Linked DNA regions of Homo sapiens: region 2 is linked to region 1. Evidence: read pairs that join two places in POLR2A ChIA-PET (ENCODE). Cell type or tissue: endothelial cell of umbilical vein. All regions are shown on one strand. Links, peaks and the distances in the headings refer to the core of each region. The heading gives the core; the rest is flanking DNA.

Region 1 (15,538 bases), core at 2,792-10,791:
AAATTCCTTGGAGTAGGATACTTTGTAAATACAAGTTGTTATGATCTTATTAGTCCAAGAAAAGCAAGAATACAAAGACCGATACAGTCTAAATGGGGCCCTATATATTTTTATATACAGGTAAAGAAATATATGTGTATAAATATATACTTATGTATATTTTATACATATGTGTACATCTTACATGTGTATGTATACACACATTGTTTTTCCATTTTTGGTCTGATTTATTAATAATTAGTGTTCCACTAGAAAATGAGTTTTATGTGAATCATGCACACACTGCTGAAATTGTTTCAATGGCAGATCATATTTTACCGTTGGGGTTTCATAAGTCACTGCGGAGCACAACACCATATCCATATTCATATTTCAGATCTGTCAAGACACCCGGATAGTTCATCTGATCACATGGATTTCTATTCCAGGCCTTGAGAGACAAGAAATCCGGTCATCACAGAGAGCCTGGGCAATTAAACTGAATCAGTGCTCCGGGTCTCAGCGGATGTCTTCTGGGTTACCATGGGGGACATGGGTTGGTATGAGGTTTAATCAGGCACTAACAGCACCTTGCTGGGAACTTCATGGTTGATAAAGGCAGCCGCATCAGACCAAGTAGCTCCTACTTTTTAAAGAGAAAGCAGCCTCTTTTGAAATGTAAAAAAGGCAGGCTTTGTTGCAGCATGCAGTATGAAGAGAATCTGAGAGGAGTTGCAGTTGTTTCTTTCATAGGCCCTAGCATTCTTTCTGGGTCTCGATAATAAAGTGAAAGGCACCCCTAAGGCTAAATTTTTAAAGGGCCCTCTATGAACCCCAAGCTGGCCAGCCCTGTGGGCCCCATTGCTGGTCCACTATTATGTAGGATTTCGCTATTACACTTGTCATTGTCATGCTGCTTTGTGAATGACATTGGTCACAACCAGGTTCTTGTGCCATTTTGAATAGCTGGATCCATGTGCAAAAAAAAAAAAAAAAAAAAAAATGAGGGAGAGAGGGAGAGAGAAATACCATCCAAATAGGGCCCAAGTATGTGTGAACGGGAGCCTCTTCTGAGGTCTAATTGCACTTGTCTCTGAGGAGGAGAAATGATCTTGAAGGAGTTATTCTTTGCCCTGGAATTTCATTTTGCAGTAACTCTTTTCAGGCAGTTTTTAGTCTCAATGAACGTGGGAGGTGTGGTTGATAGTCCTATTAAAAGAAGTCTTTAATTTGTCTATATGTAGACTGACTATGTAATTTCTCATTAAAATCAGGACACTTTAGTGAAAGGGGGTATTAGTCATAATCACTCAGAGACAACAGGCATAAACCAGGGTTATTCCAGGCACATGGTGACTCAACAGGCAGGCTGGCTTTACAGCTTCTAACAGCAGAACCCAGGCTTCCTCACAGAGGACCCCTGCCCTAAACTCGGAGGCAGGTCTTGGAGAGTCACAGGCTAAGACAGTCCACTTAGCAAAATCACAGGAACCCCAAGTATGCAGATGAAGAATATATAATTTAAATAAAATAAAGAGACAAAATGTTGCTTCATTCACAACTGGATATCTCTGTATTCTTTTCTAGAGTTACAGAATGCTAGTGGCATCTTCTTTACTATTATTTATCCCCTCTTTCCTCTTTTTCTTTTTCCTCATCTCTCTTTTCAAGCTCTGAGACACTCAGCAGTGCCTGTGTCTCTTGGTGGCCACAGCAATCGGGGTTTACAAGTGTGGTCCTTCCCCATCCCCAACATCCTTCACTTCTGCAGCTGCCAGTGGCCTTCAGAAAGACACATTGAATCCCTTGTAGCTATCGGATGGGAGCCTCAGCGCTTGCCTTTCTCATCTGATTCTTCTAGAGCTACTGAGTCACAGCATCAGTGCTGGGATGCTTGATGACAAAAGTCACTGCACCCCTGCCAACCACCCTGAAGCCTCGGAGGAAATTTTCTTGAAGATAGTGAGGGTCAGGGAGCAGGAAGGGGGTGAAATCAACCCCAGAACTCCCGTCACCCACTTGCCACCACTTCCACGACTCTATCCTTCCCAGCACTTGCCGGGAGCCTTGCCCCAGAAAAGAGAAAGGTACCAAAATCTCTTCTCAAAAGCACCCAGATACTGCCACAGGGTTTGTGTTATTTTCCCCACATTTTAATTCTATTTAGTTACTGTATTCCACTTCAAAACAGGACAAAGAGGAGGAAGAGTAAAAGAAGAAAGGGAAGGTTGAGGTGCTCCTAGGGAATAGTCTTGGGGTAAAGTAACACAGGGTGACAGCTATTTTGAGGCAAAGGAGAGAAAGAGCAGGAGGCTAGGGATATGATCAGGATAATGAAATGTTGGTGACAAAAAGGTCCAGGAATGTAGTCAAGTGTCAAAGGGCCCTTGAAGAAAAGAATTCCCTTTACTCGCCACAAATCTTTTTTTTTTAAGCCAGTTCTTAAAAACTGAAACAAAACTTTGTGTCTGTTGTCACAATTTCTCTCCAGCGTGAAACATGACAGTATTTAAGCCTTCATTGACACATCCGGAGTGCCCCAAAGAGAAAGGGGTTAATTGAAAAGGTTGCAAACCTTCCAGTACATGGGACTTGAAACGGATGTACATGGGTGTTCATGTGTATGTGAGTGTGTTCCTTCCTGGGCTTCTCTTTCTAGAAGATTTTGATGGTGGCTGCACTGTATCTTAACTGTCAAGCTATTTTTTCCCTGCTAGCTTTCATTTGTGTTTTTCCTCACCTTTCCGAGACCCTTACCTCTCCTCTCTTAAATCTACTCACCACAGAGCAGACATAATCCCAGATTTTCAGTAAATCAACACTATATGCTCCCCACTGACTGAGAGAATTTGATACTGACAGACTGTTATACCTAAAAGAAAAATACTGCCATGGTTCCTCACATTCTTCGCCAGGAAAAGAAGGCAGGGAGGAGTGTGTGTGGGATCCATTATAAATTAGGCAACACAGAGCCCACTATTCTTAACGTGTATTTCATGAAAGTGGATGCATATGTTACCCTACCCTTGCCCACGTCTTTGACCAAACCAACCTCAGTACCTGGAGTATTTCCAAACGCAATTAACTCCCTTCAGTACCAGGGCACTGGTGATTTATTCGGACTACAGCAAGGGTAGAGTCCACTGCCCGAGAGAATGCACGGCCCTCCACATGGGAGATCGAGGCTGAAATGTGGGGACTTTGAACGCCACACGTTGCAAACTCTGGGCTCTGTCTTATGAAGGCATGTTCTGGCTGTGGGGTTGAAAGAGCGGTTTTCTTTTGTTATTCATCCCTGTGTCGATGATGGGCATGGTGGCAGGATTTAGACTTTGTGTTACCAGGTCAGAATTACTGAGAGCAGAACTGTCTTCAAGGTTTCTGAGTCTATCTCAGCTTTAAATATCAGATCATGAGCACATGCATAGATTTAGAACTGACTGTTTTTAGGAGATTAGGACTTCTACCCATATGTTCCAGGGCCTGGGGTTGGGAATCCAGGTAACGACTATCTAGGGACCACAGTAGGCAAAAATGTCTGGGGTAAAGTAGTTGGCAGTCGTGGTCTTACAGTGATCCAGTCATCTCTCAGACCAGTGAGCATGGAAGACCGAGTTATTGCTTGGCAGACCTTGGATGGAAGTGGCTACCAAGAGATCAGGAGCTACTCAAGGGCAGGTGCCATGCTTTCCCCAAGGAACAAACACCAGTCCCAGTATACACTGTAAAGGTGTGTGCAGAACAGGGAGTGGGTTTTTAACATCAATTATACTTCAGAAAGGATGCAAATATATGCCCCTCTTGGGAATTCACAAGCCATATTCACTTATTGAAGTCTATGAGAAATCCTTCTGAAATAAAACCAAACTTCTTATGTTTATTTGGTCAAAGAACTTCCTCCTCCCTACCCCTTCATAACACCTCTTAGGTGCTCACAGAATTCTTCAGGAAGGGCTGACTTATTCATCTCTCTGTTTCTAGTGCCTGTCACCATGACCAGCACCGAGAAAGTGGCAATATGATCTGTTCCTTTATCCCACACATACGGATTGGGCCCCAGGCAATGTTCCAGGTCCTGGGGATATAGAAGTAAACTAAATAGATAGTTCCTGTCTAGTGAATCTGATGTTCTAGTCTGTTCCCTGTAATCTCAGTTTGATCAATGAGGTTCAACATCAACCCAATCCCTTAAAGTCCCTTTAAGTGAACTCGAGCCAGCCCAAGCCAAGCAGGTGAACTGCTGGTGGACATGACCCAGCAAAGGAGTCCCCAGCCACTCCTACAGGGTACTTCAGGCAGCAGACGACCCCGCTGCTAGGTGGCTTATGGGGATCCTGGGCATCATTGCATTCAACTGCATGAGCCCCCACAGCCTGCTGGTGTCTCTTCTGCTTTGCAGGGCGTCATGCTTTTGTCTGTCAATCCCAGCCCTGTGGCTGCCACAGCATGTGAATCTGAAGGAAAATCACTCATTTTCACTTTTTCTCAGTTTCCTAACATATAGCAAATAGGGATGATTAATAATATTCATCTCCCATTTCATATCCCCTTTGGGAGATAGCAACCTCTCTGTAACACATAATATAGTGCCTGGGCCCTCTGGGCATTCAAGACTATTTAAATTATTTCGTAAAAGCAAATTTCATTCCTTTTATTTCCTCCTTTTCAGCCTCTATATGTATTTTTTTTCCATAGGCAATGTTTCTCTTCTGGTTTTTGTTTTGTTTTCTGAGGGCAACGGCTGATGAAAGGAAACAATCACCCCATCCTCTGTGAAGCTGAAAATCCCCCAGTTTCTCCTTTGGTGCCCAGCGATACCACTGAGTGTCAGCATGCGTCTGTCTCCTTCACTCATTTTCCAAGGACCCTCTCCATGTTTTTAGTAATTGATTAGGGGCCCTGCAGAGGTCTCCTGCACCCCCTGTGGTCTGTTTCATTTGTGATGACCACACCTCCCTCACAACCCACTGAGATGTCAAAAGCTGCTATTCAGAGGCTGGCTGATCCATTGAAGTAGGTTTTGGCTGGGAAAAGTCCCCCTCACCTCTTCTCCCCGCCCCTCCCCACTGTCTGGATCTTCCTGAGGTCCTCTGGATCACCAGGAGCTTGGCAAGCAGGGAGCTCAAACTCAAAAGTGCTGGAACCACGGTGCAGGGTTTGTCTGGGCTCCCAGCCTCCTCACCCAGCACATGGAACCTTGCTGGGAAATATTCAGCATGTGCCTGTTACAGATTAGTTCTTCTCTTCCTCATGCTCCTTTTTTTGCCACACTGTTTAGGGATGGAGGTTCTCCTCAGCCTCTGGAATAAAGCCTATTTGCTTAGTATAATTCTACCCTCTCCTGGCTTTATGCTGGGTCCAATCACAGATTTTAATCAATAGCCACAAGTACCAGACTTTCTTATCTCTTCATTACTACTACATATCAGAACCCTATTTGCTTGTGTTCTTGAGAAAGACAGAGAAAGCGAGAAAGAGAGAGAGAGAAAGCGAGAGAGAGAGAGTATACTGACTCTGAGATCTTGAGAAACTAGCCCAATTAGAAGCTACCATAAATGGACTCTTAGGAGAAAGTTGTGCCTCTAAAAGTTCTAAGTAAGCTCTTCAAAGATGCCAGACAATCAGCAAATGTGTGATGACACAAATGAGTATGTGTAAAGCTGGTGAGACCTGCAATTGACATTGGGACAATGTCCTGGTCCTACTATAGTTACACAAGATGTTACCATTAGGGGAACCTGGGTGAACGGTCTATAGGACCGTTCTATATTATCATTGCCATTTCCTGCCAATCTATAATTACTTCAAAATAAATAGTTTTAAATATTGCATGGCGAGACTAAGCAAACATTTTGCTCCAGAAAAGTAGTTTAAAATTTGGGTGCTATTTATAGATCCTGCCCACTTTTTAATGACGATAAGACTACAGCACCCAAGCTTTTCTCAATAGACAACTTACTGCAGACCCACTAAGGTGGCAGGCACTGAGGATGTATATTTAGCATGGTTTTCACACATGTTGCTGAGAGTGGACATTGGATGAATGATTGGATGAATTTAAAAATAAATGAAATACCTTTCACAACATCTGGATGGCAGGGGAGTCAGAGTTGTCCTTTTTGCAGCAAAATGGCTTAGTGGTTTGCAACAGAAGGTAGAACCTGAATATATAGTGTGGTTGCTACATTTGACTATAAAAACAGGGCTTGGAGCAATAAACCAACCATGATTATAATAATAGTGACCGTGTCTTTCAGTGTTGGGGACCCTGAGAGTCAGTATGGTTTATCTCTATATCCCTACTCTAAAGAGCAGGTGACTACTTTCACAATGAAAAGAGGGGAGCCACCAGATCTTCTATGTACAAAGCCTCTTTGAGCCTTTTTGAGCATGTGGGTGTCCTTCAGAACTGAAGCAGACCTCCAAGGCCAGATATTTAATACCTGAAATGAAGTAATTCCACTGGAGTAGAATAAGAAACATCAGCCTGGGAACAATCAAGTTTCAAGATGAACCATCCATGTGAACTCTTTCTGGAATATTAGTTCTATACTACCTATGCCCTCATCCTCCCTCCAGATGGTGGACAGCCTTGCCTGCCCTAGCCAGGCTTAGCTACTCAATCTGCCCCAGGCTGGAAAAACCTCTGCTCATTTTTGACAAAGTTGAGAGGAACTAGGCACAGTGGGCAGAAAGTAACAATCTCCCCTGTGCACAGAAATTAAATATGGCTGATAGCCCTGCACAATCTCATTAAATCATTCAATATCTGTTACAGGGAAGAACAGTTAAGGACTCTGTGGATCCAGAAAGCTGATAGAACAGAATGGTGGAAACTACGGTCTTCTCTAGGCAAAGCCTTAGTGCAATGAAAGACTTTCTGTTAGAGCTCTCACCAAAGAGAATGAGCTGTTGCCTGAGGAGGAGTGTGTCTCCATCCCTAGAGGCATCCCTACAGAAGCTGGGTGGTCATTTAAATGACGTAGGATGGAAGGGATTGATGCTCAGGTTAGAGACTTGAGTTCAATAGATGGTCTGTCCCAACCTTCTAGATTCTCAATGCACACACTTCATCCAAGGACAAAATGGACTCCTGAGAAAGGTGTGAGACCCAGGCAGAGATGGGCAGCCTGTGAAACAGGCAACAGATGCTCACCTTGTCATCTCTATCTCTGTCTCCCCACCAGAGCTCAGGACAATGGCCCCCAGGAGCCACTGGATGTTCCATTTTAGTCCTGGCTTGTACGGAGTGCGCCCTCTTTCTGAGAGGAGGTGAGAGGGAAGGGATGGAAAGGGCCAGGCTCCCTGCATGCTCCCAGGGACTGCAATTCTCTCCCAGTAGGCAGGAGGATGGGCAATTACACATACAGAGGGGTGTCTGGTCAAAAGAACCAACAAAATCCCATGGCTTAACAAAAGCCTTCAAAATCTTCTCTGGGAAAGAATTCCAGGCTCTCCCAAATTGTAACTCATTGTATCACGAACACTTACTTTGGAAATCATGTCAGATTCTAAATTTGAAGAACACTTCTAATATCTGAGCACCTACCTACTGGGTGCCCAGGGTAGTGCTTGGCGGTTTTACATCTTTGGCACAGAGATAGGCATACATGTCTTATTGTCTAACAGTAGTAATTTTTTTTGCAGACTTTGATTCTATTATAACAGCTCCAGTATTGTGCAATAACTGCCGTCACTCCAGTGGAAGCATTGTTCCTGGTCTGTGACTTTTATTTCACGAGTAGATAAAGATTTAAGAGGGAAATGACTGAGAAACTTGTGTTTGGATTAATGTAAATAAGACACAAGGTTTTCATGCCCTTCTGCTTTCACTGGGGACTCATTTCCCTAATACAGTCTCGTTGTAAAACAATCCACTCCTGAGGAGGTCAACAGTGAAAAGTTTGTCTTCTGAAATTAGTAATCAAAGAGTGAAAATAATTAATAGAGAAAACAGTGCAGTTCCACACTGCGTTCCCATGTAGATGTCTATAGAACAATAAATCAGTAGGGGAAAGAAACAATATAGGCATTTACAATTAGGCCTCATGCATAATGCCCTGGAAGGAGAATTTGTGTTAAAAAAGACAACATCTGCTGCAAGTTGGTTTATAAATAATACAGCTAGATATTCAGGTAATGACATGACAGACGGTCTCTTGTGTCCTTGTCCTTTCGTGTCCAGTGCTGAGTGTGTTTACATCCCGCAGCTTATGACATACATGCCTGGCCTGCTTGTGCTCGGGCCAGGAGCCTCTCTCTTCTCAGTTAAATGCTTCTTTACCCAAACCATAGCATTCCACATTGACGACCCAGATATCCAGAGAAATCTGCTCCATTTGGTTTTAATTGATCCCTTACTGTGAGAAGGTAAGCGCCTGAAAGAAGTGTGATCAGATGCTCATTCAGTACTTTCATCCATGAACCAATTTCTTTTGTGTTGACACCCAGGCTTGACAAAAAGAGTGATGGTTAAGGTCAAGTGCATGAAAGCTAATTCTAAACAATGATGGATGAGCCAAGGCTTGGGCTCTATCTTATCTAGGATGTTCTGCTAAAAGGTTGGATATTTTCTCCCCATTTTTAAAAGTCCTCTTATTCTCAAATTAATGGAGTTATCACAGATCCAGTATTTGTGGGGATCTTTTCTTTTATTATTCAGCTCTTTGCCACTCTGCTGACAGCAGTGTGAGTGATGGCCTTCAAGCAGATGATTCTTCTTTGCCATGAAGGAACTGATAAATACTGCCTGTCTCTGCAATAAATTGTGCATGAAATAGTCCACTCTGGTAATCTACAGAGTTATGGTAAGGAAAATGGCTTTGTGAGGAAATACAGCAAAACTGAAATTAACTGAAATCCAGTTAAACAGAATCTCTAAAGAAGCTGAATTATATGTTTGTTTATTTGCTATTGTTTGTTTCTATTTATATTCATCTTTGGGGGAAAATAGTAGTGTTGTCTGGGGCTTAATCAAAAAATTCATTTTCAGGACATTTAATGTAATTAGAGATTTATTCCCAGCTCTGGTACCTTCTATGTCCTCAGTCCTTACCTATGAGATTTCCCATTTATAATGATGACCCAGAGGCCAAGCAGCACCCAGAATTCACAAATAAAAATAAAAATAAGCTTATGAATTTCCATTTCCTAAAATGAAGCAAATTTATGTATGACACACATTTGTCAATAGTAAAGACCGAATAAAAAGATGCAAAAATTAAAGATTTTAAATTAGAAATCTCAAGCTCCATTTTAGTATATAAGGATTTTTACCATACTTAGTAACACATAATGCATTTCTAAAAAGATTTAAATGAGTTGTTGGGATAATTTTTGTTAGTTTATTTGGATAGGTGCTTTAGACTTCAGTGTTTTGTTGAAGTGGTTATAGAGTCTTTTCTGAAATATACACATGCTGTTAGATATCTCTCTCTAGGATATCTATATCTATGGCCACTATAGAGATGTTACCCGGCTTGTAAACTAACTGAACATGTTCTCTTTCATTTCCACACATTGACCTAATATGTGCTAGGAACTCATTTGTAAACCCAAATATTTTGTGTCTTTCTCATGGATATTAAAATGTGCCCTGGTGTTAGCCTTTCACAATAGAGTATAAATTTAAGTCAATGCGTTGACCCTTCCAGGCATCTTACCAGTGTCAGGATGATCTCAAAGAGTGAAATCAAAATGTTTGTCATCATTAAAAAAGCATCAGTGAGCAAGTATTGTGATGAAAACCAAAAATCTCTTAACATCATGGTATTGTTGAGCTGAAAGAAAACTTGGAAAGCATCCAGTAGCTCATTCCAATGATTTAGGCTCAATTCATATTGAGGCCCTGCTTTATGTCAGGCAATACACTGTTTTGTGAAATCTGCTGTTTCATTTAATTCTTACAAAACCGTATGAAGTTAGGGTGATTATCATTGTTTCATAGATATGGTAACTGAGTCCAACAGAGTATTAATTTATGGGCTCAAGATCATACAACCAGTACACAGCAGAGCTGGTATTTAAGTATTCTGGTTCCCAAAGTAGAGGTCTGTCCGTTACAAGACTAATTGGGAAGCATATTAAAAAGAGCAGGAAACACAGGACTTACCACTGGTGTTCATAATGAAATTCTTGGGAGAAAGAAGAAAAGAGAAATCCTGGTATCATTAGCTTTTGCTACAGTAATGCTGTAACAAATACCCAAAACTCAGTGGATTAAAACAACCATCAAGTATCTGAGGATCAGCTGGAAGTTGGCTGATTCAAGCTGGGCTCAGCTGGGCTTAGCTTCAAACTTCAGTTTGGGACCAGGCTTGGTCTATATGTCTCTCATCTTCCTTGGACCAGTGGACCAGTGAGAGCATTCTCTTATCATGGTAATGGAAGAAGCACAGGAGAATAAGATTAACCACCTAAGGACATTTCACATCTCTTGTTTGTGTCACTTCTGATGGCATTCTATTAACTCTAGAGGAAGAATAACCCCCATGGGTTCTTTGTTGGGAACAGACCCCTGTAACAAAAGTGATTACCAAGAGAAAAACAAACAAGTTTATTAACATGTATATTTCATATATACATGGAAGACACCCAGGGAATGAGTAGTTCTCAAAGTAGTGGCTTTGAATTTCTGCTTATATAGCATCTTCAACAAAGAAAGTTAAATTTTTAGAGAAATGACAAGACATAAAAAGACTTTGAGACTCTAGGATAAGTAACTGGGAGGAAGGCAAGTAAATGGCAGATAAAGGCTAGTTAGCAAAGTTAGCAAATGTGAATTTCTCTAGTACTGTGTCAAAGCCAATAAGGATCTCAGGTTGTCTTCAGTGGTTTATCTTTCCTCTCTTTGGTAGAAGGGAAGGGTGGAGGGGCAGGATATCCTCATGTCTTGGTAAATCTAAGTCTTGCTTTTAGACAAGTAAAGGCAAATAGAGGGATGGCAGACAGCATTCCTGTATCTGCTTCTTACTAATCATCTTCAGTCCAACCATCCTTCATATTTGGGGATGGCATATTCTGGTCTCCCACATGACCAAAGCAAATTGCAAGGTCAAATCCAAACTCAAAGGTGCCATTAGTAGGAGAAACCCCATCTCAGGATCCTCAAAAGCCTCATCTAATCACGGCATCGGGCTCAAAGCCCATGATTTCTTAAACCACATCAAGTTTGGGTTGATTTAAAGACCAAAGAACTGAAAAGGCAAGATATGTGCTCCCTCCTTGCCTAACACACATGGTAGAACAGGGACAGGCCCTCTCCTCTTTGAAAAGGAAAGGATAAGTGGCCTATTGCTGCTCTCATTCACAGCAAGACGAAAAGTCTGCTGGGCAAAAGTGTCCAAGCCCTTCCCTGGGATTAGTAATGTTTCTCCTCCAGGCCCCAGTTCTGCTCCTTAGGGGTAGACCTTGTGTCCGCTGTTCTCCACCACTCTTGGCTCCACCTTCTGGAAGGTCTTTTTTCTTTTTTTTCTCAACATCTTCTTTGGCTACTTCTGATGAAGACAAGAAAAGAAACTCTTTTTAAAGGCTGAGTAGCTTCTTCAGAGAAGGGATGTTTATAGCTCAAACAATTTCAGTCCTTTTCTATGTCCAGCAGTGCTTTTGCCAATACAGCAGTTCTCTCTTACCCAGTTTCACTTTCCACGATTTCAGTTACCCACGGTCAACCATGGCCCAAAAATATTACATCCAATTAGATATTTTAAGAGAGAGGGACCATACGCACACAACTTTTATTATAGCTTATTATTATAATTGTTTAATTTTATTATTGTTAATCTCCTTCTGTGCCTAATTTATAGATTTTATTGTAGGTATATATGTATAAAAAAACATAGAGGCCAGGTGCGGTGGCTCATGCCTGTAATCCCAGCACTTCGGGAGGCCAAGGCGGGTGGATCACCTCAGGTCAGGAGTTCATGACCAGTCTGGCCAATGTGGTGAAACCCTGTCTCTACTAAAAATAAAAATTAGCTGGGCTTGGTGGTGCACACCTGTAATCCCAGCTACTCAAGAGGCTGACATGAGAGAATCGCTTGAACCCGGGAGGCGGAGGTTGCAGTGAGCCGAGATCGCACCATTGCGCTCCAGCCTGGGCAACAAGAGTGAAACTCCGTCACAAACAAACAACATAGAATACATATAGTTGGGTTCTATCCATGGCTTAGGACATCCACTGAGGGCCTTGGAACATAACCTCTGCAGATAAGAGGAAACCACTGTGTACGTTTCTCAAAAGTTGTGTGGGTTTTCTGTATATTTGATTCCAGTCAATTCCATGTGCCCAAAACTCACTCTTAGTTATTTCCAAGACAGGCCTCTCTCTCTAGAATCAACTAGGAGTATTTTGGCCTCATTAGATGTCTGTAGAACTATGCCTAATCTTCCTACAAGCCTTTTTGCTTCGCTGAGAAAGCATGTTAGACACCATCTTATTTCTTTTGTAGCTCAGACAAAGTGTGGAACAGCCATCCCTCTGATTTGGTTTTTATGTTGAGAATATATCTTTTTGGCAGTTGGATTTGATTTTTTCATAGTCTCTATCATCATGACCACACCCTTGGTTAAGTAAAAAGTCAGTTTTATTTTCTACATTGAGATTTCTGGATTTTCTATATTTCCTCAAAATTTTGCTTGCAAAAATAGTCAGCTATTTTCTGAGTTCTTCTCCTTCTCAGAGTTTGTCAAATGCAGCTAGGCAAAACAGCTCAAGCTTTCAACGTTCTGCTTCCTATCTCCTCCCTCAAATCTACAAATTCATTAAGTACACATTCAACCTTCCAGATTATTGCCGGCAATAGCTTACCAGTGTTTGCCATGGTGTTAACATGTGCATGCTCATGTCATACCATACGCTCTCAGTTTTTCAGTCTCCTGCAACATGTGTTTGCATGGCTGTTTCTGTTTTGGTTTGTTTTTGGCCATTTTTTTTTTCTAGCTCCCTATGGTAGCTTTTACACCAGTTACTATCCGGCTCCCACATATTTTAGGTTTTCGTTATGGAAGTAATCTATTATGCATTCCTGTATTCATCATTTATCTACCATAATGTTCCATAAGAAACCATCTCAAAATCCAGTGGCTTTTAAAAACAGTCATGTTGCTTATGCATCTGTGGGTTGCCTAGGGGCTGGCTGATCCAGGCTCGGCTAAGTTGGGCTCCATTCCAGGCTGCAGTTTGGGTCCAGATTTGGTCTGTGTATCTCTTTAGACTAGTAGGTTTGCTGCATCATGTACTTCTTATGGCAATGGTAGAAACCTAGGCACATTTGGTGTCTCTCATGCATCCTGTTTCTTTACATCCTATTGGTAAAAGCAAGGTAGACCTAGGATTAGCTTTTTATGGCTGTCGTAACAAATGACCACAAACTCAGTGACTTAAAACACAAATTTATTATCTCACACAGTTCTGCAAATGAGAAGTCCACCATGGGTCTCATGGGCTTAGCTCAAGGGGTTAGCAGGGCTGTGCTTCTTACTGGAGGATCTGGAAATGTATCCGCTTCTAATTTCATTCAGATTGTTGGCCAAATTCAGTTCCTTTGGTTTGCAGAACTGAAGTCCCTGTTTTCTGGCTGACATTCCAGCAAGGGCTCATCTTTGCTTCTAGTGCCTTCCAACATTCCTTCCCATGCCTTCCTCCCCATCTACAAAACCAGCAAGGACACATCAAGTCCTTCTTGTGCTTCAAATATCTCTGACTTCCCTTGTACTGAGTCTCTTCCACCTTCCTTTTCTGCCACATTTCTCTGACTGACTCCAGCCAGAGATATTTCCCCATTTTTAAGGGCTCTTGTGATTAATTTGGCCTACCTGGACAATCTGGGCTACTTTTCTTGATTTAAGATCTGCAGCTTTAATTTCATTTGCAAAGTCTCTCTCAGGCCGCATATATTCTTGTTAATTGAATAGCCAGTGGACAGAAACATTGAGTTTGGTCCACTGCAGACCCTAAGTCAAGGGGTGCAGACATGCCCTCTAGTCCACCATGAGGCTAAAGCATGTCACATGGCAAGCCAACATCAATGCGGGTGAGAGAAGCATAATCTTATTAGAGACAAGGGAGAAAGAGAGTGAATATATTTGAAAAATCAAAACCAAGGATTGGCACACTTTTTCTGTAAATGGCCAGATAGTAAATATTTTAGGCCTTGTGAAATATATGACTGCTGTCCCAACTATTTAACGCTGCCATTATAACTCAAAAGCAGCCATAGACCATACACAAATGAATGGGCATGGCTGTGTTATATTGCAATGACACTTTATTTGCCCACAGGCTGTAGTATACTGACTCTGATCTAAACTGCCCCAGTTCCCCATCTGGCTTCTTCACATATAGAAGAGGCTTTGGCATTAGAAGGTTGTGTCTTCTAATATCAGGTGAGCCCCAAAGATAACAAAACAACAGAAATATTAGATTCTTTAGTAATTTTACCATTGACAACTATTTATCTAAAAGTTTCCTTCAAATTGGTATGTTCCACCATTGAAGGTGAGGTTCATAAGCTGAAATATTTCACCTTATTATCTGTTGATAGGTCACACAGTGCAAGATTGCACCATGCTTTTGTGGGCAAATAACACACTGCCCACAAAATAAGCCACAAATTTCCTCCTTCCCTCTGTGGGAAATATGCATGAGGAATTCTGCAAGATTTCTCTTTCTATGTGTTACAATTGCAAATAGAGGGAGGCTGCAACTTTTTCCTATAGGCCATGAGACATAGAGCTTTCTAAGCTTAGCTTGGGGCAACACTCACAAAAATATAAAGGAGGTAAAGTCTCTGGATGTCTGTTGTGCTTCATGCCTGCCTTGGTGGCTGAAGCAGGTATAGCCTAAGCTGCCTAAGTCCCTTGTGGACATGAAGCAGTGGCCTCCCTATGTAAAGACTGCCCGCTATATTAGTCCATTTTCTTACTGCTATGAAGAAATGCCCAAGACTGGGTAATTTTTAAAGAAAAATAGGTTTAATGGACTCACAGTTCCATGTGGCTGGGGAGGCCTCACAATTGTGTCAGAAGGTGAAGGAGGAGCAAGGGCATGTCTTACATGGCAGCAGGCAAGACAGCATGTGCAGAAGAACTGTGCTTTATAAAACCATCACATCTTGTGAGACTTATTCACTATCATGAGAACAGCGTGGGAAAAACCCGCCCCCATGGTTCAATTACCTCCCATGGGGTCCCTCCCACAACACATGGGGATTATGGGAGCTACAGTTCAAGATGAGATTTGGGTAGGGACACAGCCAAACCAAATCACCCCCAACTCCTATGGGTGCAGCAGAGGCATATTGCTCTTATTAAGAATTTCTAGCACATTTCCCATGGGAATGGGAAGGAGTGCCAGAAATCCAGAAATGCTTGTCTTATGGAAAGACCCTTGTCAGAAACCTTAAGAGTCCTCCAGGGTTTAGTTCACTTCAGCCTGATAAACACTGAACATCTACTGTGTGTCCAGCATGGGGCTAATAAAATAAAAATGGCCACCAGGTCCTTCATGTGGCCCGTTGACTGTAATGGCAGCCCATTATTGGGGCCCATCAGAGGTGCT
Region 2 (15,538 bases), core at 4,830-12,829, 65 kb before region 1:
GGTTTCTCCATGTTGGCCAGGCTGGTCTCGAACTCCTGAACTCAAGTGATCCCCCCATGTCTTGGCCTCCCAAAGTGCTGGGATTACAGACATGAGCCATAGAGCAAGAAATATTCTGATAAATTGCTTGGGTTGGAGAGTGAGGGTCCAAGGGTCTGCTCCTATAACAAAAGATGCTGCCTAAATTGCTGAACATAAACTAAGGAAAGGAGTTTGCATTTTTCCGGAGAAGAAGCCAGCAACCCTGAGCTCTGGAGGAGAAAGGACCACAGTAGGCGACAGGTGGTGTAGCTGCTAAGTTGGGACATTGGAGATGAGACGGGTCTAGAGCATATTCCTAAGTTTGTGTTGTTGTTGTTGCTTTGGTTTGGTTTGATTTGGTTATTGTTGAGGATTGGGCCACGTTAAACCTCTTCTGCTATCTTCTCCACAAAATCTTCAGTCAAGACGCAGTGCTTGCTAATGCTTCTGAGTGAGCTCACTCTTTATGGGGAGCGTAAAACAGGGGACGAGTCCTGTCTCTGGCCTGACTGGCCTGACACTCAGTGAAAACATAGTCACATAAGCAGGAGCCACAGAATAAGGGAACGGCTGGCATCTGGATTACCCACAGCAAACGGCACCCCTGCAGAAGCGTTCCTGAGAAGAATAGATGCATGGAGCGTGTGAGCTGGGAGACAGAACAACGTTTAGTTAGTGCAATGTTTAGCACTAGCGCCTAATGAGTCCCTCAGTCAGTGGCTGGGGAGGTCACAGCTGCTCCCCACTGGGTGCCCGACCTCACACCATCCCCATGGCCTCTCTCCCGCACCCTTCCCAACCACCCTCCTCTTCCCACATTTGAGCAAAAGTGAGTCCTTCCACTTTGCTCGTGGACAGTATTTTCAAGGCTTCCTTTCGTTGCTTTGGCTTTTGCAGACATGTTTACCCTCGGAGTCGCCACCCTAAGAGGCTTAACAACATACTTTTGTACAAAGTTCTCTCCCTGAATTTCAAATGAGAAGTTCTGGGGCTAGTTGTTAAAATAATAAATTTCGAACCTGAACTACATAGGTGTCTCCCTAAATCCACACAACAACCTCGGAACACTTGACATCTGCGTTTTACAAATGAGGAAAGTGGGGTTCAGAAAGGTATTTGCCCAGGGTCTCAAGGCTGAGTGTGGGCATGATTCAAAATCAGAGATTATATGAGAAAAAGGATGAGAATATGTATATCTGTGTGATACATATTTATGTATCAAAGACTGATGTAGAATTATGTCTCTACATACAGAATAACGTTAAACATTTATTAATTAGCACCTTATTCGGCATTTCATTGAGAAAGATAATCGTTTCTAAGACCAAATAAGATCTCTGAACTTCCCTATAACTGTCATTCTGTGCAAAAAATTGACTTGGGGTGGGTTCCTGCTAAGTAATGTATGAAATATGCAATTCACACATTCTAGTAAAATTGAAGCAGGTGAACTCTAACTGACAGGAAGTAATGAATGTAATAAGCCAAAGGGAATACCTCGGTTTAAGCAACCATATGCTTTAGTTATCAGTGGGAGTATAGAGGTAATGGTCCCCACTGCATAATTCACTTGGTGGCTTTTTCCCTAAGTGCACCTAAGTGGATGTTCCCCTGTGGGCAGAGCCAATGTACAAAGTCTTTGGGGGACTTTTTTCACAGAGAAAGGAGGTTCAGGGCCATGTGTGCTCTGAGGGGGGCTGAGTTGGGGTTGGCTCAAGAGGTAGTGGTGACTGGGAGGCAATGGGGTGGGGTCCTGGGTTCTTCAGCACTGTGTGACTTTAATCGTGGAACAAACTCCCTGGACTTTAATTTCTTAATCTCTAACATTGGGGAAAGGCCTCCATCACATAAGGCTGCTGTGAAGGCCAAGTTGCACATGGATGTGAATCATTCAGCACAATGTCTGCTGCACCATCCACGCTCAATAAATTTTAGTTCCTATTCATTAGCAGAATGTTCCTGAAAGCTCTTGCAGCCTAGGAGCAATAAAGAGTTTAAAGAACAATTGTTAATTTTATTTACCATCAATGTTTCTATCAGGTGTCATGCATGCCACTAGTGTCACAGAATTGAATCAAGATACCATCTTTTCATCCAATGAGTTCAACAAATAATCAGGAGATAGAGAAACCAACACGTAGCAATAACCCACATGAGAAACGCTTCTTGGGACTATTTTTGGTTTATTGTTTGTTTTTTCAGACAGGTTCTCACTCTGTCACCCAGGCTGGAGTACAGTGACACAATCATGGCTCACTGCAGCCTCAGCCTCCCAGGCTCAAGCAATCCTCCTATCTCAGCCTCCTGATTAGCTGATATTACAGGCATGCACTGCCATGCTGGGGTAATTTTTTGTATTTTTTTAGTAGAGATGGGGTCTCTCTATGTTGCCCAGGCTGGTCTTGAAATGCTGGGCTCAAGCAATCCTCCCACCTCAGCCTCCCAAAATACTGGGATTACAGACAAGAGCCACTGCATCCAGCCCCTTCTTCAGAGTATTTAAAAGGTGCTGTGGGAGTCCAGGAGCCAGGTGTTCACCTGTACACATGACTTCAGCCAGGGCTTCACAGAGGAGCTAGCAGAGGAACAATCAGTAGGAGTTTTTTAGGTTGTCAAGCCCAAACAGAAGAAACAGCCTGTGTGCTAATAAAGATGAATTTCTGTCATTTTTTTTGAAATTATCAGAATAAGTCTTTTGGTTCAGAGGACACAGTTCATGTCACATTTTCAGAGTCATCAAAGCAGTGTGTATTAAGCTTGTCTTTTAATTCTGATGCTTTGACATCCGGGGCCTTGCTGACCCTGGAGAGCCTGCCTCTCCCGGAGCTAGCTAAAATTCCTGGAGATAGTAAATGACTCACCTGGAGCGCGCCTTTCATATGCAAACCAACCGATTGGAGCCCATCCTCCTCCAGCTCCTCTATTGGGCTCCCACGGGACTCTATATTCGAGACCACATTCCACCTGCCCTAATCACCCCGGGGCCTAGTACCCGGCAACTAGGAACAGCCCCAGCACCCCTGAACCCACTACAATTATTCAAACTAGCCAGTGCTAAACCTGCTTAACCTGCTTACTTGGCCTCACCTATTCTCCCCGAAAAAACATAATAAATTATTGTCCATGTTTTCTCCTCGCTCCATCTGCTCCTGACCAACCCTGGTGCTTCCCCATGTGGCCTGTGTGGTGCACCTTGTCTCCTGTTTCTCAGGATCTGTGAGTAGAAACTTCTTCATTTCTGTGTCCTTGGGTCGTACCGTACATGATTAAATCAAATCCCAGGTACATTCTGAACAGGGTGTGTGGATAAGGAGTAGGTGGGGGTTCAGAACCTGGCTCCTAATCTTCAAGCTGGACCAAAAGCCCTACAGAGGAAAGAGACTGTGGCTGTCTTGTCACTGCTGTATTGCTAGCACCCCACATAGTGCTAGTACACGCTGGGTGCTGGACAAGTGTTGTTAATGAACGAATATGCAACCCACACTCTGGGCAGCGTGGATCCTGCTGACAAAGTTTGGTCTGCCTGGATATCATGTCCAGGGACCTGGAAATTCCTGAATTTCAAAGTGCAGCCCAAGAGCACACTTTGGTCCTTGAGGAGGACACAGGGGTTCCCCACAGGAGCCCACACACTGGCCACAGCCAATGCAGACAGGTAGACCAACAGGCCAGCAGCTTTGAGAACTTCTCAACCAAACTCCTGGGGATCAAAGACCATAGGAGTATCAGAATGGGGACATGATGGGACACAGGGGACTGGATTCTGGGAGAAGGAAGGAATCAGTCAGATTACAGCAAGGGAGACTGATGGGTTCAGTGAGTCAAAAAATGAACCCATTCATTTTTTGTCATCCCAGGTCAACAAAAAATAGGAAAAGGAATTAAATACTGATCTTTACCCGAGCTCAGACTGACCTGCCTACAACGATGACACATCTGGAACCTGCCTCTGGGGATGGTACTGAGAGTAGAGGCAAGGAAAAAAAGCCAGGACTCATTAGCTCCAAAAGTATGACAATATCTGACAATGTTTTCATCGATTGATATTGGAACATACAGCTGCACGTTAACCACAAGAATCTCCAGATCTTAATTTAAATTTCTTTGTTCTTTTGTGTACATGCTTCATCCCTGGGAACCCTAAACCATTACCAAACTATGATGCTAATTAATGGAGCTAGTAAAATGTCACCACTCTGGGGCCATGAGCCAAGATTCTTCTACACGAATAAGGTTAAATGGTGAAAGCCTAGACATTCATATCCATGGTGTCTCAGCATCATACATCAAAGGGTGCAGGGAACTGATAGCTTTGTCATTTTCCTATTAATTGACTTGATCACTTTCACGAGCAACCATCTGCCAGGTAGAGGGGAAAAATAACAATTAGATTTACACCAGTCTAGCAAAGCTCGTCCCATGCAATCATCTAAAGAATCACTGAATCCCTTTTTTTTTTTTTTTTTTTTTTTAGATGGAGTCTCGCTCTGTTGCCAGGCTGGAGTGCAGTGGCGCAATCTCGGCTCACTGCAACCTCTGCCTCCTGGGTTCAAGCAATTCTCCTGTCTCAGCCTCCCGAGTACCTGGGACTACAGGTGCCTGACACCATGCCCGGCTAATTTTTGTATTTTTAGTAGAGACGGGGTTTCACCTTGTTGGCCAGGCTGGTCTCGATCTCTTGACCTTGTGATCCACCCGCCTCGGCCTCCCAAAGTGCTGGGATTACAGGCGTGAGCCACCGCGCCCAGCCAGAATCACTTTAATTAATATCTCGAAATACAATTCTCCCAGATTCCTTCTTCATCTCCTGACTTCTCATAAAGATGACATCTAAAGTCTGAAATGGTACATAGATGTAGGAAAAGGAATGGCTGTGAACATGGTTCAAATGCAGTGGACTATGCATGAGATATGTTGCCAGAGAGATGTCTTAGACTACATGAGGGTGATGTAGGGGTGGGTTCCTGCATTGAGCATAGCAGGATCCATTCCTGCCAATACGAGTGAACTTCTCACTTCCTGAATCGTCTCTGAAATCTACCCTTCTGCTCCGCAGGGCAATGAGCAATAGAGAGGGCATCTGATAGAAAATACTATGACAATGACTGCTACGACTTGTATTAGTAGTATTCATCACTGGAAAATTTAGATTTAAATTTTAAACCTAAAATAAACTTACTACTTCGTTGTAGTTAGTAGTAGTAAGTCTATTTTAGGTTTAAAATTTAAACCTAAATTTTCACCGTGTTCAGAATGTACCTGGGATTTGATTTAATCATGTATGGTAGGATCTAAAGCCACAGAAACGAGGAAGTTTGATGCTACTATTACTACTATTACTAGCAGCACCTAACGCTTACATAGAGCACTTACCGCTTGTCAGCCGTCCTTTCTTCTAAGCCCTTTACATATACAAATCATTTCATCTTCGTAACAATTCTATCATGTAGATTCCAGTTTTTATTCTTTGTAACATCAGCTAATCATTAAATGTGCTGGTGGCAGAGCATATTTTGTGTGTGTGTGTGGTAGCAATAATGAGATAGGGAGGTGATAGGGTATGTCCTAGAAATTTTAGGTTTAAAACAAATGAAAGGTCATCAATCATTTATAAACACACGCTGGGTGCCAGCATTGCACTAGGCATTTTACACACATGATCACGTTTGATTTCTAAAACAACCCAGTGAGACGGGATATTAATATTGGTGATGCTTACCTGATAGGAACTATCACCATCCTCCCTGGAAACATTTTATTAAGGTTTGCCTCTTCCTCATATCCAGCTTCAGGGCATGAAAATTCAGGATTATTTATTTTCTGCCTTTAAGGTACCTCTATTTAAGATAAATTTCGGCAAGATTTGGTTCCTGAGCATGGAGAGGATGGCCAAACAAATGCCAGTAAGAGCTAGAAAAAGATTTCTTGGTAGATTTCACAAGGATACAGAATGTAGCAGCGCCCAAAAGTTATCTGGGTTCACCCAGATTTGATCACCCCTTTGGTGTCAAGGGTGAAGAGTCCACCATTCAAAATAGGTTTTGAATAGAAAACCGTCACTTAGTACTCAAGCTAATTTCACCTTTTTAATCAAAGAAAAAATAAAATCAATAGAATCAAATAATAAAATTAGTACTCAAGCTAATTTCAGCTTTTTAATCAAATAATAAATATAATAATAAAATTTATTTTTAATCAAATAACAAAATTGTAATCAAATCAAAAAATAAAATAATAATGTTTATTAAATCCTTCAAGGGTTACAGGAACTGTGTTAAGACATTTTAGAGCTTTAATTCCTTAGTGCTTGTAGTTATTAATAGTATCAGATCAGTCCCGTTGCAATACCCTCAAACCTGGTGCCTCAGGGCTAAAAACTGTCTTCTGGCTTGTTTTCTGACTGATGCTCTAGGTTTTTTTTAGAGCACCTTCACGCTCTCTTTTTTTTTTTTTAGACAAGGTCATGCTGTGTTGCCCAGGCTGGAGTGCTGTGGCACAACTGTAGCTCACTGCAGCCTCAACCTCCCAGGCTCAAGCGATCCTCCCACCTGAGCCTCCCGCGTAGCTGGGACCACAGATGTACACCACCACGCCTGGCCAATTTTTGTATTTGTTGTAGAGATGAGGTCTCACTATGTTGCGCAGGCTGTAGAGAGCCTTCTCTTGCCCTGTTCTTCCTGAGCTTCACTTTGAGTATCCTTACAGGGTTTCAGTTTCTCCACAATTGTGTTTCTGCCTGTCTCCTGCCCAGCCTGACCTAAGCTCCATCCTGTTACTTGATGTCAGACCTCCTCAGTGCTATTTTGCCTGCCTCCTGATTGACCTGGTTCTCTGATTATTTCCTGCTTGCCAATAGTTCGTCCCTTTGATTGTCCCAGCTGCCTGAATGGTTCTGAGGCTGTCTGGTTGTGTGAACTGCCACCGAATGCTCCAGGCACCCCACAATCCTCCCCTAGCCAGCACCACATTTAATTCAGAAGAGCCAGAGCATGCCCCACCGGGGGAATATGTCCAGCTTCCTAGTCTTAATCCTTCTAAGTCTCGTCATTCTTGATGCCTTCTGATCTCCAGCTTTGTGTTCTTAAATTACAACTTGGAGACAAATACTCATTCTGGTCCTCTCATTTCCATAACAAAAAAAACTCAGCCCCACTCACAGGAGGGAGTAATAGTCGCACGGGAACAGTTGACCTTTCCCTTCACCTTCTTACTTATTCCTCTCTGCAGAAAAGAAGTGACATTTTTGGTAAGATCGGGAGAAGCTGGCAACCACTGGGCCACATTAACAGAGGCAAGAGCCAATTCTGGGGCCTCAATTTGGTCTCACTTTGGTGCTTTCTGATCTGTCTGTTGCTCGGCCCAAGTTGGCCTCATGATCCCTGCAGTGTGCTGGTCAGTCTGATGTGAAGACCCAACTCCCCGGAGAGACCTCCAAGTCTACTTGGGGGAAGCCACATGGAAGCTGTTCTTTGGTTCCAGACCAACTGGAAGCTCTGCTTTGAGGAGTTACTGGGTTCCATCCAGCCAGGAGTAAAGCTGATACTCTTTGCTCTTCATCTATCTCCCTGTGCTGTTCTCAGTTTTCTGTGAGCCTGAAGGAGCAGGATGGGCACTTGACTGGCATTTGTACGCTGCCCACAAATGCACCAACCATATACTACATTACAGTCTCAGGCTTTATTTGTGAATATGCTATGACTGCTGTCTTCACCTGGAATGTAAGCTCTGAAAGTAGGAGCCACATAGTCTACTTACACGTGTGTAGCAGGAAACCAATTAACTCTGGATATGACTTTATGATCGTTTCTATAGCGCTACATAAGTAGATTCCACAGCCAGTTGTTTCAAACCATCCCAAAGTCACCTGATACTAGTAAAATTCCAAGAAAGTCACTTTTCAATAAACTGATAGTCACAGCTTAGTAAGCTACCTCCCAAATGGGTCACCAAAAATAAATCCTCTAAAGGAAGAGCCACTGAAGGATAAACGATGTCAGCCATTCTCCTTGGCAATGCTGGCTTTCCTCCAGCAAGGTCCAAGTGACCTCAATTACTTACTGCAAGTCATCTTGGTTAAATAAAATCAGTCTGCAGTTTGGGTGGCTGGGGCTTTATCCAGGAAAACTGTGGCGCTGAGAGGTAGCAGATACAAAGCCTGCTGAAATCTGTCCAGATAGTATCTGAGCTCCCAGCAAGAAGGAAATGCCACCACCATCTGCCTCTGTTTGTGATGACCTGGGAATAAATAAAAATTAACCTTGGCCCTTGAATGAATCACGGAGCTTATCAACACTTCCTTCGTGTCTTTAATGACTATTGTGAAACAAGTTGACAGTGAATGTTGGAGAGATAGGGCAGAAGGGCTATTGTTCTAAATGGCTCTTTACCAGGCACGGCACTTTGCACCTTCTCATATTTTGTGCCATGATGCACTTTGCACCCTGTATTAGTAACAGTGAAAAATAAGGAGACAGCATCTTCTGAAGCCAGCAGGAGCTCAATGAACCACCGGAAAAGAAAGAAGAAAGGAAAAATAAAAGGAAGGAAGGCAGGAATAAAAGAGGGGAAGGAGAAAATGCTGGAGAGAAGAAGGGAATGACAATCCCAGTCTCCAGATGGTCAGTGTGACTGATGGCTGAGGTGGGTATCCAGGGGGCTGCATCTGGCCTCTGCCCAATTGTCAATAAATAGGCCAGTTTCTGTACTAGCTGCTTAACACACATTATTTTCTTTTATCCTCATAGCAACTCCAAGATGTATGAATCACGATTTTACAGGTGGGGCTATAATCTCTAAAAACTTTTTAGAAAAAACAGCCAGGCTGGGCATGGTGGCTCACGCCTCCAATCCCAGCACTTTGGGAGACCAAGGCAGGTAGATCATCTGAGGTCAGGAGTTCGAGACCATCCTGGCCAACATGGTGAAACCTCATCTCTACTAAAAACACAAAAATTATCCAGGCATGGTGGCGGGCATCTATAATCCCATCTATTGGGGAAGCTGAGGCAGGAGAATCACTTGAGCCCAGGAGATAGAGGTTGCAGTGAGCCGAGATTGTGCCATTGCTCTCCAGCCCGGGTAACAGAGAGAAACTGTCTCAAAACAAACAAATACCCAAAAATACAGCCAGAACACTCAGCTAGTGAATAGAAAAGCCAGCACTTGGACCCAAACAAGGCTGATGCCAAAATCCAAGCTCTTTCCACCATTCTGCATTGATCCTCAGTGGAAATGCCACTGGGCACTGGGGGAGAAATATTATTAGCCATTAACTTTATCTTGAACTAACAAGCTAGTCACTTAGAGAGGCCCTGAAGAAATGGAACAAGGTACAAACACATTTTGATTGGGTTAGGAGTTGGGGGAGGAGGAGGCGTTGGGGAGGGCTCTGGAAGAGCAGCGGGGAAATAGCTCTAGATTATGGGATGCTAATTTAAGCTTTATTGGTTCTGGCGTTTGCTGGACCTCTGAGCACACGCAGGCTTTCCTCAGAAAACACACTGCTGCAGGTGCTGAGGAGCACATTTAGGATGTGTTATCAGGGACAGAGCGGGCCAGAGCCCTCACCGCTGAGAGTGCACGTGTAAAAAAAGATTCACGGTATATTTTTCATGAACTGGTTTGGGCTGGAGCTCAGTCAGTTTAGCCTTATTTTTCTAAATCCGCACACCATGGGGAAAAGGTAAAGAAGGAAAAAGATATTTTGATCAAATGGCTCGTCGGATGTGCCTCTAGAAGACACAGAGAATTGTAAGGCTAACTCCACAGTCAAAATCAGGAGGAATGGAGATCCCTGGGGTTCCGATACCCAAACCTGACACTAATTTTTTCTTTCAAATGATGATTCTAAATAAGTGGGGAGACGACTACCAGAAATCTGAATCCACTTCGGAGACTTGTCGGCCATTATATAATTGGAAGCTTGGTGAGCTGAACCAGCTATTTCCGAAACTTCTTTTGTTTAGTTTCAGGAACATTGTTTGCAACAAAGAAGGAGACATCCCTTGCATCCTGACATATGGTACCTTCTATTTATAACAAGATTAACAATTCATTCACACCTTGATTGAATACTGCTTTATTGAGATGTCACAACAGATTCTCACAGCCTGCAAAGGGAAAGACTTACAAATGATAATATTATGACAAGCAAGACACCTAAAAGTAAATGAATCATAATTGATGATAATTAGAAAGAGCTCAGCACAAACACAGAATCATAGCAGTGATGGTGAGCAGGATTCGCCTCTTGCAGAAGGACTGCCACAGAGCAATTCTGCTGAATTTTCATTGAGAAGTTGAAATCCACTCACACCTGTAAGTCCTAGCTTATTTTCTTATTCATGTAAGAAGCTCCTCCTTGGTTTTAGGGTTTTAGCATATGTTTACATTTGTCGTCCGCAGCTTCACATGAGCCCTTTGCTTGAGAAGGATAAAACTGACGGCTCCTTCTATTACGATCTGGCTGGAAGCAAGGGCATCATCTTTAACACCTCCTTCTGTCCTTCACCCCACATCAATAAGCAAGACTTGTCGATTTGACTCTCAATATTTACTGAATCTCTCCATTTCTCCCCATCCATACTGTTGCCATGCAGACTGGGCCGATATTGTTTCACCTGAGAGTTACTGCTTCCTCCCTGGTCTGATGTCTCCAATCAATTACCCAGAGTACTCCATCTAAAGTGTTTGAAATTCCTCTATGGCTCCCAATTGCCCTTAGAATAATGGTTAAATGTCCAGGTCCCGCAATCCTGCCTGAGAAGCAGGACAGTGATTGCACGGTGATTGAGGGCACACTCTAGTGTGAGTCCTGGTTCTGCCAGATGGGTTACCTTGGGGAGGTCATGTAGCTTCTCTGACTTTCAGTTTTATGATCTACAAATGAAGATTGTGATAGTATCTATCTTACAGGAATCAGCTCCATATAAACCTCATGGAGCAGTGCCTGACCTTTGGCTAATGCCTGTAAGCATTAACTTCCCACTGCCTCCCTTAGCTCAATAGATGAGATAGCAAAGCTTTCTTCTTCTTGTCTCTACATGCTAGCCCCAGGCACTTCTCAGTTCCTCCACTCCACACTCCGAGCCTAAATGCGGGCATTGGCTATGCCCTCTTACTGGAAGTTCCTCATCAGCTCCTCCACCAGGCCCACCCTCTGCACATACTTGACCTGAATAACTCCAAGTCATTTCTTACGTCTCTGTTTTAATGTCACCTCCTCAGGGAAGCCTTCCTTGACTGCTCCTGCCCCTTTCACCTACAGGTAGGCCAGATTGCTTTGTAAAACACTCTCCTCATGCTTACACTTCTTTCTGTAGCCTTTCACACAGCGGAAATTAGCCGTGTTTACTTTTTCTGGATAATGCTTATCTCTCCCTTAATACTGAAAGCTCTGTTGAGGACAGGGATTGAGTTTATCTTATTTACTATTGTGTCATCCAGACCTTAATTTGTTGGATGAACAAATCTACTTCATACTGCCTCCCTCATTAACAGATAATATTAGTTGACTTACTGTGGTAGGCAGAATAATGGCCCCCAAAGGTGTCCACGTCCTAATCCCTGGAACCTGTGAATATGTTAACTTAAAGGCAGAAGGACTTCGCAGATGTGATTAAGGATCTTGAGATAAGGGGATCGTTGTAGATTAGCTGAATGGATCCAGTGTAGTAACAGGGGTACTTAAAAATGGAAGACAGGCCAGGCGTGGTGGCTCACACCTGTAATCCCAGCACTTTGGGAGGCCGAGGCGGGCAGATCACGAGGTCAGGAGATCGAGACCATCCAGGTAGCATGGTGAAACCCTGTCTCTACTAAAAAGCCTAAAAAAAAAAAAAAAAAAAAAAAAAAAACAACTTAGCTGGGCATGGTGGCACATGCCTGTAGTCCTAGCTACTTGGGAGGCTGAGGCCGGAGAATCACCTGAACCCGGGAGGCAGAGGTTGCAGTGAGCCAAGATCGCACCACTGCACTCCAGCCTAGGTGACAGAGTGAGACTCTGTCTCAAAAAAAAAAAAAAAAAAAAAAAGAAAGAAAAAAGAAAACAAAAAAGGAAAACAGGCGCAGGAAAGTCAGGGTAAGAGAGATGTGATATAGGAAAGACTTAACCAGCCACTGAAGGCTTTGAAGGTGGAAACACCTTGTGAGCCAAGAAATATGGAAACCTCTAGAAAACAGATTCTTCACTAGGGCCTCCAGAAGGAAGCAGCCCAGCTGACACCTTGATTTTAGCTCTATGAAGCTCACTTCTGACTTCTGACCGCCAGAAGTATAAGGTAATACTTTAGTGTTGTTCTATGCCACCAAGTTTGTAATTTGTTATGGCAGCAGTAAGAAATGAATACACTTATCCAAGATTAAAATGCAGTGGTTAGAGCCAAGGGCCAGCCCCCTGTTCTTTCCACTACACTACCCTGCCTCTGCCTCCTGCTTCTCAGATCTTGCTGGTTTTCCAATTTGCTTTCATCTTTTTGTTTCCAGAGGAAGAAATCATTAGAGATGCAGCTGCTTACATGCAAGAGCATGTGCACGAAGCCTGGATACACAGATGCATGTGTGCGAGAGAAGGTGTACGGGATTAGAGAGCTCTGAATGGCCTCATAATAGAATCCCAGGGGAGGGCCGGAGGTCCCAGGCCAGCGATGCTCACACGCCCATCTCCTCCTGTCTGTGCCGCACAAAGCCTGACAAGGCCTCACTCATGTTTCAAAGCGCTTTCTCTTTTCAGAGCTATTTGTTATTGTCTCTGCCATCACAAGTTTAAAAAAGGAAAGTTAATTAAATATGGAACAAGACTGAGCAACATCTTTTAAACCATCATGTCATTAGAACTGGAATCCTTAGAGAGCTGCTTAAAAGGGGTTTGAGAACAATGACTGTTCAATCAGATATTTATGGGCATAGTTATGTAAACACACTCTTTATTGTCTATGTATATTTAATATAATTATCAGTTTTGTAGTTGGACTCTCCAGAGACCCAACAAATCACAGTGTTGCTTTGAAAATGTCAGCAGAAAAGACAATTATGTTGCTAGCAAATATTCATAAATTATATTAAAAAGTCCTGTGGAAATGTCCCCATGTTGCAGAATCCTTTGCAGGAACTAAATGATTCTTGTATTTCTTTGATTTAAGGGTGATTTGAGAAGCAAGAAGGTTCTTTGTGAAATCTTACAGATAGGTGCATGGCAAAGGCACAGGCCAACCCTGGAAAACAAAAGCATGTGCATTGCAGAAAATTCAGAAAGTCTGTCCATCATTTTCCTTTTGCTGACTATAATCAGTTTGTACGTGCACACATCCATACAGGTACACACCTGCTCACATAACCGACATGCACATTTTATGCCTTAAAGTATCCCATTAAAGAGAGAAAATAAATTCAATCTGTTCAGTCTTTTAGTACCTACTTAGAGCCATAACTCTTTCCTATGGTATTTTTCTTTAGCAACTATTTATAGTATTTCCCATTTTTCCTCTCTTATCATTTTTTTTTCTCATTATGCACATGGAGAAGTAAGTGGAGAATTGGGAAACTGCTCAGTAAATTAAAATGCACCAGGCTCTTGCTAAACCAATATGAGTGGTGTAGGTTGATAAACACCTAGTAAGCGTTCACAAATCACTTCTATTGCAAGATATACAATCTGCAAATCAACATCTTAATTAGCAGCTAATGACATTTGGAAGGAAAGGTTAATGTTAAGTGCACAAAAGCAGTGTGGTTAAAAAAATTAGATTTTCCTGCCTTCTTCTTATAAAAAATAAAAAAGGAGAGAAAAGATATCCCATGATTGTAATGGGTATTATAAATATACACGTATTGGCAATTTGAAGCATCTTAATAATAGAAGGCCTGTATTGATATGCTACCTTTCATCTCAGGAGTTCAAAGCACTTTGCCTGTATCTCATTTATCCTCAAAATACCCCTCTGAGGGTAAGTGTCTACAGGCAAAATGAAGTGGAGAGTTGAGGCAATTATCAACATAATTCAAACCCAAACCCCTGTTAATGAGAAATAAGTGGACTATCTGCAGAGGCCGAATTTTCCTGATGGGCTTTCTGTTTAGATCAAATTCCCCAGACACTGAGCCACTTGGACTGCACCATCCCCAGGTAGACAGCCCAAGGAAGCGAGTGCAGGGAAATCAGTCACTTTATTTTAAAAAGCTAGTGCCGAGTCGCATATTCAACCCCATCTCTCCTCAGCTGGGGCCGCCTGGGTCTCCTGCCACCTCCCCACACCACAGCCCATGGAAAGCTCCAGGTGGGCCCCTGCCTCACCTGCTTTCCTCTCTGGAAACCCTTCACACCTGTCCATGGCGTTCCTCCTCTCAAATCTTATCATTAGGTCCAGTTCCTCCTAGAAACCTCTTTTGTTGGGGCACAAAAAGACACCATCGAATTTTTATTTTTTGATACATTAGATTGGCTTGCTGGTAATTTTTACCATAACCTGTTGGACATATCTTATTATCTGTACAATTTCAGTTACAATGGCATGAACTGTTGCTAGCTTGCCCTGTATTAAAGCGCCCCATCGCTTTCTGGGTCCGGCTCAGGCATGCGTGGAATGGGTTCTGCATGTCTTTCTGCATCCATGACCTCCTCCCCTTGGGCCTGTTACCAAGAGGCCTCAAGGAATTGCCACTCAGCAGGGCACAATCATCCTCTACAGGAGACCACTGCCCTCCCCTTGGCTCATCTATCTCCAATGGTGGACACACCATTTCCCTTCATTTCCCATGGGCTCTCAACAAGTAATAAGATTTGTGGATTTGGGGGCAGCTGAACGAGTGAATCACATATAATGACCTATACAGGCTGGCCGTGGCCCATGCCCCGGGTCCATCAACAGCTGTCCCTGGTTGCACCCGCAGGCCTATGCCCCACCAGGAGTGTGCCTTGCTTCTCCGGCCTCTCGCTCCCATGCCCCTCAAGCTGCAGAACAAGGAGGATGTTTTTCTCCTTATCCCACTCCGAGCCCCACCTCCTGAGTCTCCATTTCCAGTCCTAAGACACAGCTTTCCCCAGAAAGATTCCCAGTGGAACATCCATTTCTTTCAGGGGAAATTCTAGCCCCACCTGCAGGGGTGTGATTTGTGCTGTGCCTGCACCCCTTCCCCAAAAACACAACCCGCAGCCATGTGTGCAGTTCCCGAGCCCTCAGCTCAGCTCAATTTGCCTTCAGTTTCTTACCCAGAGGAAAGTGAATCCCAGGCCTGCCTGGCCTTCACACTCTGGGCTCTTCAGCACTATGGCCCAAACATACATTTTCAAAGAAAATCACAAAACCCTAAAGAAAACACAACATACAGAAATAGGACATTCTGTTTATAGCTGGAAAGAGACATTTCTTTGATTAAAACTGCATGTATTTCACTCACTGCCCTATTATCAGGGCCTTCCCAGTGTGGGGCCCACAAGAGGCCCTCACTTATGTGCTGACGGGAAAACTCAGCCAACGTGAAGGGCAGCGGATGCAGGTAAGCATGCAAAAGAGGGAGAGAA

What was found. Peaks named below come from ENCODE experiments on the same cell type or tissue, not always from the same donor. Only the 100,000 strongest peaks of a DNase experiment are listed, where the experiment ranks them.
Region 2: POLR2A ChIA-PET joins it to region 1 with 6 read pairs; 2 of 35 experiments call an interaction of 5 or more read pairs at or near these places.

What each region holds. Positions count from the first base shown.
Region 1 is chr18:24,968,829-24,984,366 of GRCh38, reverse strand. All of the region lies in intron 1 of LINC01894 (long intergenic non-protein coding RNA 1894), which reads left to right. Among named protein-coding and RNA genes, the nearest start is that of LINC01894, 11 kb to the left of the region's middle. RefSeq lists an enhancer at 4,658-5,215. In endothelial cell of umbilical vein, for the core only: no CTCF peak of the experiment used is centred there; a DNase peak (open chromatin) is centred at 7,686.
Region 2 is chr18:25,035,564-25,051,101 of GRCh38, reverse strand. It overlaps LOC107985141 (a long non-coding RNA gene), which reads left to right and starts at 7,264. Exons shown (of 3, transcript XR_001753376.1): 1 at 7,264-8,661; 2 at 9,987-10,338; 3 at 12,505-13,102. RefSeq lists enhancers at 2,619-3,199, 12,384-14,235. In endothelial cell of umbilical vein, for the core only: no CTCF peak of the experiment used is centred there; a DNase peak (open chromatin) is centred at 8,241; H3K27ac peaks cover 308 bases.